2 separate regions of the Mus musculus genome follow, and region 2 is linked to region 1. The links are chromatin contacts, found by Hi-C in ENCODE. All regions are on one chromosome and are shown on one strand. The core of a region is the stretch at or near the end of the contact, and the rest is flanking DNA. Distances in the headings are between cores, read along the strand shown.

Region 1 (7,141 bases), core at 2,364-4,863:
TCAGGGCAATGGGAGGGAAGAGTTAGTCCTGCACTGGGGATGCTGCTGAGGTAGGGCGTCGGGTGACTGAACCGGAGTAAAAGCCACAGGTTTGGGGAATGATGATGAGGTCATTTGTGGCCTGTGAGCTGCAGCCAGGTGGAGGTGCCCAGTGCTCAGAAGCCCACGCCTAGTGATGCACAAAATGGGCTCCTTACTGGAGCAGGTGAGACTTAGTGGGAAGTGTATAAAGAGGGGGTTCTGTCCTCATCTTGAATTTGTTTGCCATACAAGAAAGTATCCTCTTGTGGCCTGTAGACTTTCCTTTAAAGCAATATTTATTTATTAACTATGTATAACAAAATCTTATTTTGTGGGGGAGGGGCGGCGAGACAGAGACACTGGTCCAATTCCTGGCTTGTGAGAGGGAACCAAGTAACCATAGAGGGAAGGGTCTTTGAACGGTGTGACTTTGGAGGGTTAGTGGACATCCTGAGAAACTTCTACTGAGGAATTTTCCCACTGCAGGGTTACTCTCCTTTGACCATTTCTAATGTGGGGGCTCGGCCTTCCCAACTCATTAGAGCTCTGTCCTTTGGCTTATTTTAGTTTTTGACACATCGTCTTATGTAGCCCAGGCTAGCTTCAAACGCGAACAGCTGATCCACTTGCCTTCAAGTGCTTCTTATTTCAAGTACTATTCACTGTGCTCTGCTTCCCTGAGTTTGTCAACGTTTTCTGGTTGTCCTGGGTTTGAACACAGGACGCTTACATATGCTGAACAAGCACTTTGCCACTGAGCTAGTCCTCAGTCCTCAGTCGCCTCCTGATTTATTATTTAGGGCAGTGAGAGCAGGTGGCAGAGAGAATCTGGAACCAAGGAATAGTTTCTCAGAATTCTCAGCTGATTGACTTTTAGTTGTAGCTTGGTAAGTTGCTGTTGAGTTTCCCTGAGTGTGACTTAGCTGGTGTGAGTGGGGCCCAGCTGGGCACATGCTGCTAAGCAGATGGAGAGCTGCCTGGGATTAAACCACTCAGTTCCTTCCATATCTAATCCTCTCTGTAAATACTGACTTAAGTCAGTAAAGGAGACAGCCTGACGGGAGCCCTCGGGGGCAGGTATGGTCCATGTCATGCTTAGTTCCTGCTGTGCCTCAGTAGCCGGCAGCTCTTCAGTCCCCAGTGTCACTGACTTCCCTTTAGCTTGTGGTCAGTGTATAGCTGGAGCGGTGCTTGCTGGGGAGTCCAGTGGCCACAGTGTTGAGTAACCGAGAGCATCACTTCCCTTCCTGGGCTCAGACGGCAGAAGTCAGGAAGGGCCTCTGCTGCCAGGGCTGCAGGAAGTACAGACTTCTCAGGAAGCTATGACTGTTGATCTTCTCATCAGTTACCTTTACGTGTAAATATGTAAATGTGGGGGAGTGGAGGGTGGACTCTTCTGAAAAAGTAGTTTCTGAAAATGGGATGACCAAATACCACAGTTTCTTTTAAAGACTTGGAGGGAAGGGCAGGGGGTGTTTTTGGACAGATTTGACTGGGATCCCATCAGTCTTTGCCAGGAACTCTGTGTGTTTCCCAGAGGGAATGAACCCTGAGGCCGATGTGCAGGACACAGCATTCCTGGCCATTGAGGGTTCTCTGGTAGGGCAGGCAGTCTTTCAGCTTCACAGCACTGTCCAAAGCTGAGCAGGTTGACCTACAGTTTGTATCCCCAGAGCCAAACAACTGTCATCTTGGTCTTTCAGCTGTGTGGACTTGAAAAGAGATCTAAGCTGGGCTTGTCTCTTCACATCTATCCTTCATAGATGGTCTGGGAGGGTCACAAGACCCACACCTGAGCAAGTATTCTCTCTTTAACACCTGCTGTATGCAAGACTGCTGCTTACAGCACATGGCCCTAGAGCAGGGGTAAGGTATATAGGCTGGCGAAGACTGCAGAGAGGGGGCTTTGGGGACATCATTTTCCCTGCTTCTGGTGTGTCCTTCTTGTGGGGAGCACATATGCTGACCCATCCCCTGTGCTCTGTCAGGAAGCCACTCATGTAATTCATGAGTACATGAGTAAATTCATGTACTCATCCAGAGTGAGCCTTGGTGTGTTGTTGCCTACCCTGGGAAGGAGTTTTAGTCCTACTGTCTCCCGAGGGTGGTGGCAGCACTGGGACTGTGGCTTCAGAGGTGAATTGCAGACAACACTGTGCTTCTGGGGTTGTCTCTCCGCTAAGAATAGGGGAGCTAGGCTGGGTCTCACCATGGCTCACCCATAGGCAAGGCAAGCCAGTGTCTTTCCACAGGTACTTGGAGCCTCAAAATGCTTGGTGAGATGAATGGTCCTGCTGCGCCACCCAAGGTGCTTTCTGTGGGGTGGCAGTTTGGCTATTCTGAACCCAGTTGATGCTGGGGAGGAGTGTTGAGGGGGAAACTGTTTTACCTGGGACTCATGTACACCAGGCTGACTTCGCCATCCATTCAGGGGCCCAGAGAAGCATGTACATGCTGTGTGCTGGGGTGGTTGAGTCTGTAGGTCGTTGGGATGATGGGAAGAAGCCTATTTCTCTGCCTGACCCACTTCCACCTTTCACACTCGTGCTCCCTCCATAGGACCCTGCCTATTGGCTTTCCAGTCATTCCTGAGTTCAGGGAATTTGTCTGCAACATCTCCAGGAAGCCTTAATTCTGTTGGCTGAACCTTGACCCAGAGTCAGGTATCCTGTGGGTGTGGCCTGCGCACTTGTGAGAGGATGCTGTCCTGGTCCGCAGGCTGCAGGCTGAGGATGCCTTTGTGCTGTTGGCCCCACATGCTTCTAGGCCTCGGAATGTGTGCTTCCAGGCCTTGGGTGTCGGGTGGGGGGACCGCTGGCCTGCAGGCCCTGTTCTCTGTACTCTCTGGACATTCCGAGGGAAAGGAGAGAGAGGCCTTTGGCAGGTCCTTCAGACCTGCTTGTCTGTTCGCACCACTTCCTTCTCCTGTAATCAGAACTGGGTGCTAGATGCTATCTAGAAAGAGATGACTTAGGGGAACTAGCTGTAAATGTGGAAATTGCATGAGCTTGTCTTGGTTCCCTAAGTGAGCCCGACAGCCTCTGCCTCGAAGCTCTCAGGCTTAGTTTTCAATGGGACATGTGGTATTTTTTTCTTTCAGGAAAAAAAATCCTTTTCTTAGAGAGAGTGTGTGTGTGTGTGTGTGTGTATCTGTTCTATGTGTGAGTGCCACCAACTTGCTATAGTCAGTTTTCTCCTTCTGTCATGTGAGTTCCAGGGCATTGAACTCAGGTTGTCTGCTTGGCAGCAAGAGCCTTTACCTAGGGCATGTGGTTTCTTAGTAAAACTCCTGGCTCAGGGGAATCACTTGTGCCGGTGGCTGACTCCTGGAACCTGGATTCCTGTCCAGTGGGCTAGGCTGGTGTGGGACAAGCTTTTTTCTGGGAGAGCCAGTCTGCAGGAGTTGCATTAACGAGAAGCCAGGAGTCGGATTCATGATCCTAGCCTTTAGCAGACCAGGCTTGCGTGGTCTTGCTCTAGGACTTGAGCTCTTCCAGTCCCCATGGGTCTGTCTCCTGCCCGTGCTGTCATTGTGGGGTCCTGTACGTGCACTGTCTTTGCTGGTGTGCTCCCCTTTGAATGTGTGAAAGCCACATGAAGTCTGGGCTGCCTCCACAGTGAATTGGCAAACTCTGATCGGCTCACGGCTCCTTCTTGCTCGTAAAAATAAACCTGTCAGTACACAGTTTAAACAGGAAGCCAGTACAGAGAAGCCTAAAGAACTCTTGGACTGAGGCCCTGTGGAACATTCCCGGGGAGAGCTCCCTGGTAGGGGAGAGACCTGCTCAAAGTTGTCACCCCTGCAGCCACTGCCTGCCATGGTGGCTGTTTAGGCCTGCCCTGATACCTTGTGGGATGTGAGTATGGGTGCACACAAGTCACTAGACTGGTTTCTAGAAGTTTCCATTGCTCAGGTTTCACCTTGTCCAGAGCCCTTTCTCTTCTGAGTGCAGTTTGAATTTTCTGGTTTTTAAGATTCTTCAAGCTTGGCTGCTGAAAACCTTCCAGTAGCTCCAGGCACTACCTGCCTTCTCCTTTGACTGTGTATATTGACATTTATCCAATCACTTTTATCATTTCCTCTTTGATCTCTGAAGTCCCAGGCATGTGAGGAGGTGAGGCCTTTACACGTGGGGGAGGCAAGTGCTGCCAGCTCTTGAGTATTTCCAATGTGGGTGGCAGGTGGCCATATGATGGCCTGAGTGGCCCTGTTCTGGATTGCCTGGTGTGAATGGGTGTTATTTCATCTTCCTCTTTGAGCTGGTTGGCATCACTTTGCCCACACGGTGGCTGTGTGAGTGGGAATGTGGCACCGAGTGAGGCAGGCCGACCCCTAGTCCTCTTCCATATGCTCTGTGAGGTGGAGGTGCACTGCTGCATGCGTCTTGGACTGTACCTGCTAGGGGCCTCACAGGTCAGCTGTGAGGTTTTCCTGTTGTCTCCTGGTTTTCCTTCTTCCCTCTAAGCCTGGTCAGTGTGGGGCATTGAGGCAGCAATCTCTTGGTCACACTAAGGACTTTAATGTGCAAGCCAGTACCTGCTGAGGGGAAATTTTTTACACCTCAGCATAGATGGCCAAGGCCTGTTGTTGCCTTCCCAGGATCCAGAGAGCCAGTACCTTCCACCATTGACAGTGAGTTGGCCATGACAGGCTGGTGGGCTTTCTGGGAAGTGCAGCTGTGGGGCATCTGGCATCCCTGCAGCACTGGAGCCCTGGGGAGATTCATTGCTGGAGCATGGAACCAGCAATGAGATCATCTTCCTGGAATCCTCATGGAGCTGAGCCCCAGGGTGCTGAGGACATGCTGCCCAGAACCCTCCTCCGGGCACTCGAGCACACACACTGAGGGCTTCCCCTTTGCAGCCTGGGATTTAGAGTGCTTTTTGTAGGGTTTTGGGTGTGAGAGCAACAAGGGCAGCAGGGCAGACTTAAGGTTTCCTGGGCTGCTGTTTTGTCCAGGCAGGCTGCTGTTGGTGGGACCCTGGGAGGATGTGTGTCTGATAGCTAAGGGTCTCCTCTTGTAAAGGCTAGCACGTAGGAAAGGTCTCTTCCACAATGTGTCCTGGGCTCTTTCTCCCCAACTCTGAGTTGTAAAGAGAAATCAACACAAGATACTTTCATTTTTCTACGTCCTCTAAGAGAAGCCCTGTCGGTGAGTCATGAGTTTCTTCCATGCTAACCTTGTTAACCAGTAATATTGGAAGGATTTTAAAGAAGTATATCTTTTCTTTGTCCTTTGGCAGTTCCTTCCCTTTATTCAAGGTGTCTTGATCCTGTCTTTTCCCTGGAAGAATCTTCTTATCCTTCCCTTATTTTTATCCTCCCCCTCCCCCCAGCCCCAGCCTGCATGTGAGGTTCCCACTGGAGCTACCTGTGCACAAGCCTGCAGTGGACAGAAGAGGGTGTGGGTCCACTGGAAGTGGAGTTGTGGTTTGTGAGCTGCCCCATGTGCTGGGAACCAGGCTCTGCTCTCTGCTACAGCAGCAGAGGCCTCAGCTCTACCTCCTCTCCTCCCCTTTCTTCCTTTGTAATGCAACCCACTGAGTCCCCAGTGCTGCATGCTGGAATGTTGCCTGATCTTATTGGCTTGATCCTGGCGCTGGTAACCATAGCTGCTGTGAGTTTATGGGTGCAGCCGCCTGCCATGCCCAGAAGTCAGCATTTTCAGCGCTCCTTTTCACCCACCAGCTCTTAAATCCTTTCTGTGCTCTTCCTGGATGCTCTACCAGCCTTGCTGGGCTGGATACAGATGTCCAGGTTAGGGCCGAGCACTCGGCAGTCACTCTCAGCTCTCCGGTCAGCTATAAGTCTCTGCATTAATGCTGGCCACTACAGAATGGTTTGGTTTCTCTGGCCAAGGCGGAGAGCAAACCATGGATGTAACCGTCGATATTTAGAAGACAGTTTAACAACATGTCTATGCAGCAAACAAAACACCAACAACAAACCTGGTAATAGGTTCCCTTAGGGCCTATGACTTCCCAGGCCTTTGAATTCCTTCCTCCCTCCCTCCCTCCCTCCCTCCCTCCCTCCCTCCCTCCCTCCCTTCCTGTGGAACAGGCCTCGCATCTGAACAGAAGGTTACCCCCAAAACCTTCATGCCACAGTTGCACTGTGGACACATTTTGCCTGACAGGCCATTATAGTAACCTGCAGGGGTCACTGCTAGGTAAAATCATTGATGGGTTTTCTCTCCATGAGATAACCTACCACCTCTTAGCATTGCCACCGGGGAGGGAAGAAGGTCAGGAAGTTCCAGGTGGATTTCTCTATGCCCTACAGCCAAAGGTGTTGTCTCTTCAGTGGTAGGGTCTACAGTAGGTAGGGGACAACTAAGAACAGAACAATAATGGCGTGTGTTATTTGAGGGTCTCTGGGCCTATCTGACCAGTCAGTAAGTCATCAATCAGTAAGCAGTGTTTTTTTTTTTTTTTTTTTTTGAGGTGGATTTGTGTCAAAGGACAGATTAAACCAGGCAGGAACTTTTGTGAGCTTTCTTGTTGGGAGTTATTGGGAGTGACTTTGGTTAGGCTTTGTGTATCGGTGTTGCACTTTGGTTGTGCAGCACTGACCACTTCAAGGTGCTAGGAGGAAGGAGGGCTTAAATTATAATGGAAAAAAAAATCTGAAATGGCCAAAACACCCTCCCAGCAGAGGTGGTCAGTCCCCAGAGATATTTGAAAAAGGGTAACTCATTTGCATGTTTCCTTAACCAGGTCACCATGGCTGTTATTGGCTCCCTTGCTGTCCCCAACCGTTCCTCAGGTCACCTCCCCACCTTGCTGCCTATGTCCCGAGGGTGTACACAGGTTCCAGTGGATCAGAAACCTGGTTCCAGAGTTTGGAGTCTCCAGCTCTCATGTCAGGGTACTGTCTTCCCCTGCAGAGTTCTTCGAGCTCATGAAGGTAAGTTGCTTGAGAGACCAAAGACAGATTGGATGGGGGTTTCAGGGCTTGGTGGGTCCTGACACCCTGTCGTAGACGCTTCTAATGCAGTTCTGCTTTGCCTGGTCCTTTTCTGTAAAGGTGTGGGGCCATGCATGAGGACCCCTCCCCAGGTGGCAGCTTCATGGGAAGATCTGACATGGGATCTGAGGTGTGTGCATGGCCACTTGGTGA
Region 2 (7,141 bases), core at 3,131-5,630, 250 kb after region 1:
AACTGAAACCTAGATTTTCTCAACCCTTCTTAAATACTGATAATCTAATTAAAACTGCTTCTACTTTGCTTGCACAGGATCCAGGAGCTCAATGTGAAGGTTACGTCACAAGCATTTCAGGAGCAAGGTGGGTACAGGAGCTCTGGCAGGTCTTTTCTGTGAGAGAACTTTCCAGTTCACTTGAAAGCTTTCCTAAACCTAACGATCAATTCAGTTTGCCTATGTCATCGAAAAGGAGCAGAAACAAGGTGTCCAGAACGCCTTTGCTATGAGGAAGGGTACATTCCGAGGGTACTTTTTAAAAATTTTTATGTGGGGAAGACAGGCATGGTGGTACACACCTTTAATCTCAATGCTGGAGAAGCAGAGACAGATAGAATTTGTATTTCAAGGCCAGCCTGGTCTACGTAGCAAGTTCTAGGCTAGCCAGAGCTATAGAGTAAAACTGATTTCAAAAAAAAAAGATAGCTGAAGAGCTAGCTCAGTGGTGAAGAGCAAGAGCACTGGCTGTTCTTCTGGGGACCCCAGGTCTGATTCTTAGCACACACGTGGCAGCTTATAACCCTCGGTAACTCCAGTTCCAGGGGATCTGACCGTACCTGAAGACAAAACACTCATAAAATAAAAACAAAATTAAATTTGGATGGACATGATCCTTAGAGAAGAGGTTAACTGGGTATGGTGCACATCTGTAACCCAGCACTTAGGACACGGTAGCAGGAACATCAGGAGTCCAAGGGTATCCTAAGTGACATATTGAGTTTGTGGCAAGCACAGCCTACCTGACACCTTGTCTCAATTAAAAAAAAAAAAAGTTAACAAATGAATCTAGGAATGAGCCCCAGCCATGAAGATCCACTCTGAGGAGGCCCTCGCATGGATCTGTGTTCACAACCCTGTGCAGTATTACATAGGACCCTACCTCGATTCCAGTCAGGCCCAGTGTCTGTGTCCTAAACAAGATATATACAAGATCTAAGTTTACACTTTTTTTTTTCTTTCTGAACAAACAGTTGATCATATAAGCTGACAGTAATGTCTGGCAGAACACCACAGTGCCATCAGAGTTCTTTCTAGAGCCAGCAAAGCCACAGCCTGCATAGGTGTAGTTATCACATGATCTCTGCCTGGTAAATACTAAAGAGGCCTGCAGAGGAGGCAGGCCTCACTGTTTGCTTCTGAAAGTCCCTTTAGTTGAATAGCAAACCTCCAAGACATGTGTTCTGCTTCAGCAAGCTATACATGAGCTGTGCGCCAAAGATCTTATTTTTAATACCGAACTGATAGTTCTGTGATACAAATGTATTTCCCCACAGAACAGTGATAAAGGTCCAAGGCCAACACAAAGGCAGGCAGACAGGAGCAAATTCTGAACAAACCTGGCTAAAATGTTCGTATGTAAAAATTTCAAAGCCACAAGAAACAGTTCCTTATTATTTTAAAAACCAAATATTACAGCTTATGAAGTTCATCTGGAAGAAAATACTGGACGCTCTGAGCATGCCTGCGTGCTTCACAAATCCCCAGCACACGTGTCCTCTTAACATGTGGAGACTGGAACAAGTACATTCTCTCTATAGTCTGATACTCAAACTGGGAGGCTCAGTCAGACACAGAATCAACACAGTGCCAGCTACTCAGAAGGCCGAGGCAGGAAGATCACTTAAACCTACCAGTTTGAGGCCAGACCCATGGAATCATAGGGAGATGCTCCCCTAACTCAAAATGGAAAGAGGAGATCAAGAGAAGGGGGAGAAGAGAGGAGACAAGGAGAAGAAGGGAAGGAAGGAAAGAAGGAAAGAGGGAAGGAGAGAGGGAGAAAGAGAAGGAAAGCTGGTCTCAGTCTCCACATGGCCATTTTATACTATATGATACTCGAGGAGTTCTCTTGTATTTAACCCCTCTAGATCCTCCCAAGTAAAAAGACGTAAAAGTGTATAAAGGGGGCAATGAGCTTCCTTTTCATCCTCCCATGCCGCTCTCTTGAAAGCTTGCACGAATGCCCACATCTGGGATGATGAGATGTCCCAGTGGGTTCAAAAGCGCTTGGTGTTAAGTCTAGCAACCTAAGTTTCATCCCAGGACTGGCAGAGTGGAAGCAGAGAACCCACTCCTGTCTCATAACCTCCACGCGCAATAAATAAATAAATAAATAAATAAATAAAATTTTAAAAAGTTAAAGATGTGAACATCACAATCCTCAAGTCTTTAAAAGTGTTTACTCACATGGCAAAAGGGAAGCTGGGTTTGTGGATGGCTACTACGATCCTTATCCTGAGTTATCTAGGTAGGTGTGACACACAAGTGTCCTGTGAAAGGGCAGCAATTAGACAAAGTGGAGAGATGCTATCCACTGGCTTTAAGGATGGATTCCAAGGGAAGCGAAGCATCCTCTGGAGCTAGGAAAGGAAAGGAGGCCGACTTTTCCCTCCAGTCTCTGGCAGGAACACTACCCTAACAAAATCTTGGTATCAGCCCAGTGTGACCTAATTTGGACTCTCACCTCCAGATCTACAGAGTAAATTTGGGTTTGAGTCCCTCTATTCCTGGCAGTAACAGGAACCAAAGCCTTCCATTTTTCCTTCCCTAGTACAAGTCATGCCTGAGTCAAAGAAGTCACTATTAAACCAACCAGAACAGCAGCTCTTGCCTCACCCAGCGGGCAATAACCAGGGGAGGGTAAGAACAAAGCTTGGCAGAACCCTGGCACCCAGGGGACAACAAAGGACAAGGGGGAGAGAAAAGAGCAGTGGGGAAAGCCAGTGAAGGTTTCCAACCGAAGAAAAAAACCCTGAGGGTCCAAGGGGGCCGAGCAATCCCTCGGGGCCTGCCTGCAGGTGACTGCTTTTCTATCACAAAGGAAGGCACACACCATGTTTACCTGGAAGGTAGCAAAAGCCGGCTTCTTCCACTGAACAGGAAGGCACAGACCTCTAACATTCAAGGAAACAGTCAGTGTTCACACATCTGAAGCTCTGGGAGTTGTTAGCCATAATCCTCATGGCTTCACCGGGTCAGGGTTCTCTAAGGGCTCCCCTGCAAAGCCCTAACACTCTTCCCTCTTGGTACTTTAATATTCCTCACCAGAGTGTGAGGAGGCAAAGTTACCTGTGAGGCAACACACCGGAGTTTGGCTCCACTAAGCCGTATAAGCTTGTTAAGTTCCTGAGCCATACTTCCCTGCCAAACCAGTAAAAGGTCACCACTCGCCCTACCTGCCATTCCTTCTTCCATTCCTCCTGGAAACAATGCTAACAACCACGTAAAGCATTTCAAATAACCTTCTACAACTCCAGAGACTGCACACCCTCGGAGGGACCAGAGCCCTGGCTGTTCGCCAACAAGCAGCAAGGTTAGCCAGGAGAGTCTAAATCGCTTCTGCCCTGGTGGAGGATGTGGACTGGTGTCATTACCCGGCTACCTTCAGGCAACAGCTCAAACTTGATCCCCTTGCCCGGTGTGGTCAGGCCCTGACTGACAGACCAGGGGACCAGGAGCTAATTCACAATGCGACGGTAGCACGAACCTGACCGACGTCCCCGGCTCAGAGGCCCCGGTCAGGCCACTTGTGTTCATCTCAGAACAAAGAGCTGGATGGGGCACATAACTTCTAACACCCCTGAGAGCCGGAAACTACTAGGGAACACAGGCCGGCCGGGCGTGTTAGTCCCGCGGCCGCTCGCGGCGTCTGCCACCCCGGTGACAAGCAGCAGGCGACTCGTCTTAAAGACTACGACCCCGGTCACCTGGCCCTGACTCCCCTCGGCACCCCGGGGCTCCTCAGCATCCTCATGACCCTCAGCGCTCCGGTTAACCCCCGCCGCGGAGACCCTCTAACCCCGGCGACTCCCCTTCCGGGGCCCCTAGACTCGCAAACCTCAGCCCCAGCGACCCCCAGGCCCGAGTAACCTCGGTCCTGGAGCCCGAAAGCAATTCCCGGTTTTACACCCGTCTCCGTCGGCGCCCTCAGGTTCGGGCGACCCCTGCCGTGACCCTCCAGGCCTGGGTGACCCACAGCCCCGGCAACCCTCAGGCTCGAGTGACACTCAGTTCCCAGCGACCCTCAGGCCCGGGTGACTCTCAGTTCACGGCGACCCAAAGGTCCAGGCGACCCTCAGCCCCGGCGACCCTCAGGCCCTCGAGCGTCTGGGCAGTCACCCCCGGGCCCTCGCACTGCCGCCACCCGGCGCTCCGCGTCCCGTCCCAGGGACACCGGCGCAGGCGGAAGCTCACGAAGGGGCAGCGGACCGGCCCCACTCACCATAGCTGTCATCGTCCTCCATGGTGCTGGCGACCGGCTCCGGCCCGCGACCGCCACTGACCTCCCGCAGCCCGCGTCCTGCCAGACACCAGCTCGCCACAGGCCAGCTCCGAGCCGCGGAGCCCCGCCCCCCGCACCGCGCCCGCACTGCCCAGCACGCGCCTGCGCACGCGCCGCCCGAGGCACCGCCCCCGGCACAAGGTCCCGCCCACAGCCAAAACGCGCGTGCGTGAACGCCCTCTAGGCCCCGTCCCCTTGAGGACCTCTTTAGTTTGCGTTTACGCAAGCGCGGCACCTAGGCTCTGCCTATCTATGACTCCGCCCCCAAGTCACGCCCTCTCTCCTTAGGTACCGCCCCCTCTCCTCGGGGCAGGGCAGTTTCGGGTTTCAAGTTTCACAAGCGTGCGTAGGCCGCGGGCGTGGTTTACTAGCCAGGGCCAGCGTCCAGCCACTCGGCTGGTTAAACATACTCAAGGTCACGGGTATAACCCGAAGGGTAAGGTGGCCCTAGCTGTATCCGCCTCGGACACCAACACGTCGAGGAGGAAATTACCTAAACTCATCTGTGTTCGTTACTTATACTTCCTACCGGCGCCAAGTTGCACAGGAGGACATAACTTCCAAATTAGTAGCCTCAATTTACAGGCTCTGCTGCTTTCTTCGGGAGGACCGGTTGATCCCCCTTTGCAGTTGTGGCCAGGGGCTGCTTCTGTGGAGGTGAGAGCATTTATGCGGTAGGAGGTCTCTGCAGAATTAATCAGTGGAAGCACCAACCAATGATCTGAAAAGGCCCTTAGGGAACACCCTGTCCTGTGAACTCTAGCCAAGTGACCAGCAGGGAGTGCATTGCAGCTCAATGACAGAGCACTTGCCTAGCAATGTGAGAGACCCTAGATTGCATCCCAGAGACCAGGGGAAAGGAGAAAACTAATTCCCAGACTCAGAGGGTCTTATATGGGCTGGGGCATCTCTGGGTGGTAGGTCCCTGTCCAGGATGTCCTCCACCACAGCATGCACAAACCCTTCTTACCCCAGAAAGGCCTGGGGTAGTGGTGCTTGCCTGTGGCATACCTGTTGTTAGTCTAGCGTCCCAGGAAACTGAGGCAGGAGGACAATATAGTGAAACTCCACCTCAAAAACAAAACAAAACAAAACAAAACAAAAACCTACAAATACAGCAAAAGAGACACTGGGAAGTTTTGGGACGGGTCTTCCTGATTGAAACAAAGACTTGAAATCCCCCATGCAGCCCCAGAACCAGCCTTCTACCCCCACAGCTCCCTCTCTCTGCAAATCACTGCCTGTAGAGGGTTGTGGGAATCTCTGGGCTTCTGCAGGGCATGAAGGGGCCAGGCCAACCACATGGGGAGGAAGGAGAGTCAGGTCTTTCCTTGTGGGTCCTTCTCTTCGCTGGATGGGCTGCAGCAATCCTTTCTCCCCCATGGCCAACAGCCTTAGTCTGTAATTGCTCAAAATCTCTGTACAACTTAAATAAATTTAAATTCCCCAGTGTGCCACCTTATACCTGTGTCCTGTGGCAGACATGCTGCAGTGGGTATATGCATATTTTCTGAGAAAGATATATGAGGAAAATTGACAGAAATGAAAGGGGAGGTGGAGAAAGTGGGACTTATTTTTTCTTTAAAGATGTTAACATTTTGTGTGTGGGGGGAGGAGGAAATGGATGAGGAGGAGGAAGAGGAGGAGGAGGAGAAAGAGGAGAAGGAGGAAGAGGAGGAGGAGAAGAAGGAGGAGGAGGAGGAGAAAGAGGAGAAGGAGGAAGAGGAAGAGGAGGAGAAGAAGGAGGAGGAGGAGGAGGAGAAAGAGAAGAAGAAGAAGAAGAAGAAGAAGAAGAAGAAGAAGAAGAAGAAGAAGAAGAAGAAGAAGCAGAAGCAGAAGCAGCCAAAAACATTATATTAAGGAATTTATGCATCTTGCTGGGGGTGGGAATAGGGGTAGGTTGGGGGGGGGTGGCACACACCTTTAAGTTCAGCACACAAGAGGCAGAGGCAGAGGCAGAGGCAGAGGCAGAGGCAGAGGCAGAGGCAGAGGCAGAGGCAGAGGCAGAGGCAGAGGCAGAGGCAGAGGCTGAAAGATCTCTGTGAGTTTGAGGTCAGCCTGGTCTACATAGTAAGTTCCAGGACAGCAAGGGCTATAGAGACCCTGTCTCATAAAACAAAATTTACCCATCTCACTTGACCATTGTTTCCATTGTTTCTGTATACATCCTGAGCCACAGAGCCCACTCTGGGAATGTCACTCTTTAAAAACCTTCTTTTGAGACAAGAATATTATTACATCATTTTCTATCTCCCTTTCCTCCCTCCAAACCCACTCATGTGTTTCCCCATTGCTCTCCTTGAACTCCGTGATCTTTTTGTTAAGTGTCTGTGTGTGTTCCTAGATATATGAACACAACCTGCTCTGTCTATATAAAGCTACTTGTATGAAGTTTTCACGGCTGACCATTCGGTATTGGATAACCAGATAGTGTGCTCTTCGCCAGGAAGATGACTCCTCCCACTTTTGGCTTTCTTTGGCTAGGGTTGAGTCCATCTGTGCCTTCCTGCTCCCGTGTTAGCAGGTCTATTGGTGTTGCCCTTGATTGGGCCGTGTTTAGACAGTGATGGTGGTGAGGTCTTGTGGATTTAATTCTGACTTTTGTAGGAGACACAGTCTCACAGCAACCTTCCCAATATTCTGGCTCTACAATCTTTGCACCAGCTCTTCCCTGAGCCTTACATGCAAGAGTTGTGGTATAGATGTAGCAGGTGGGACCGGGCTACACAACTCTGCACCTTGATTAGTGGTGGTTTTCTGAAATAGTCTCCACCTGATGCAAAAACCATTTCCTTGCTTAGGAGGGAGAGATGCACTGAT

What was found. A loop is a pair of places that touch in the nucleus more often than their neighbours do.
Region 2: a map of T-helper 17 cell shows a loop between it and region 1 (3-fold over the local background). The contact joins the promoter of Cyth1 here to the enhancer-like site in region 1. A Hi-C loop is called at or near these places in 1 of 37 maps with a recorded cell type or tissue (T-helper 17 cell).

What each region holds. Positions count from the first base shown.
Region 1 is chr11:117,990,703-117,997,843 of GRCm38, forward strand. It overlaps Pgs1 (phosphatidylglycerophosphate synthase 1), which reads left to right. Exons shown (of 10, transcript NM_133757.2): 2 at 6,739-6,928. Among named protein-coding and RNA genes, the nearest start is that of Pgs1, 7.4 kb to the left of the region's middle. Within about 2 kb of position 3,614, at least 2 of the 3 ENCODE cell types and tissues checked have a DNase peak (open chromatin) inside an H3K27ac peak, as active enhancers do.
Region 2 is chr11:118,244,178-118,251,318 of GRCm38, forward strand. Cyth1 (cytohesin 1) reads right to left here and starts at 4,381. Exons shown (of 14, transcript NM_011180.4): 1 at 4,262-4,381. The coding sequence starts at 4,283.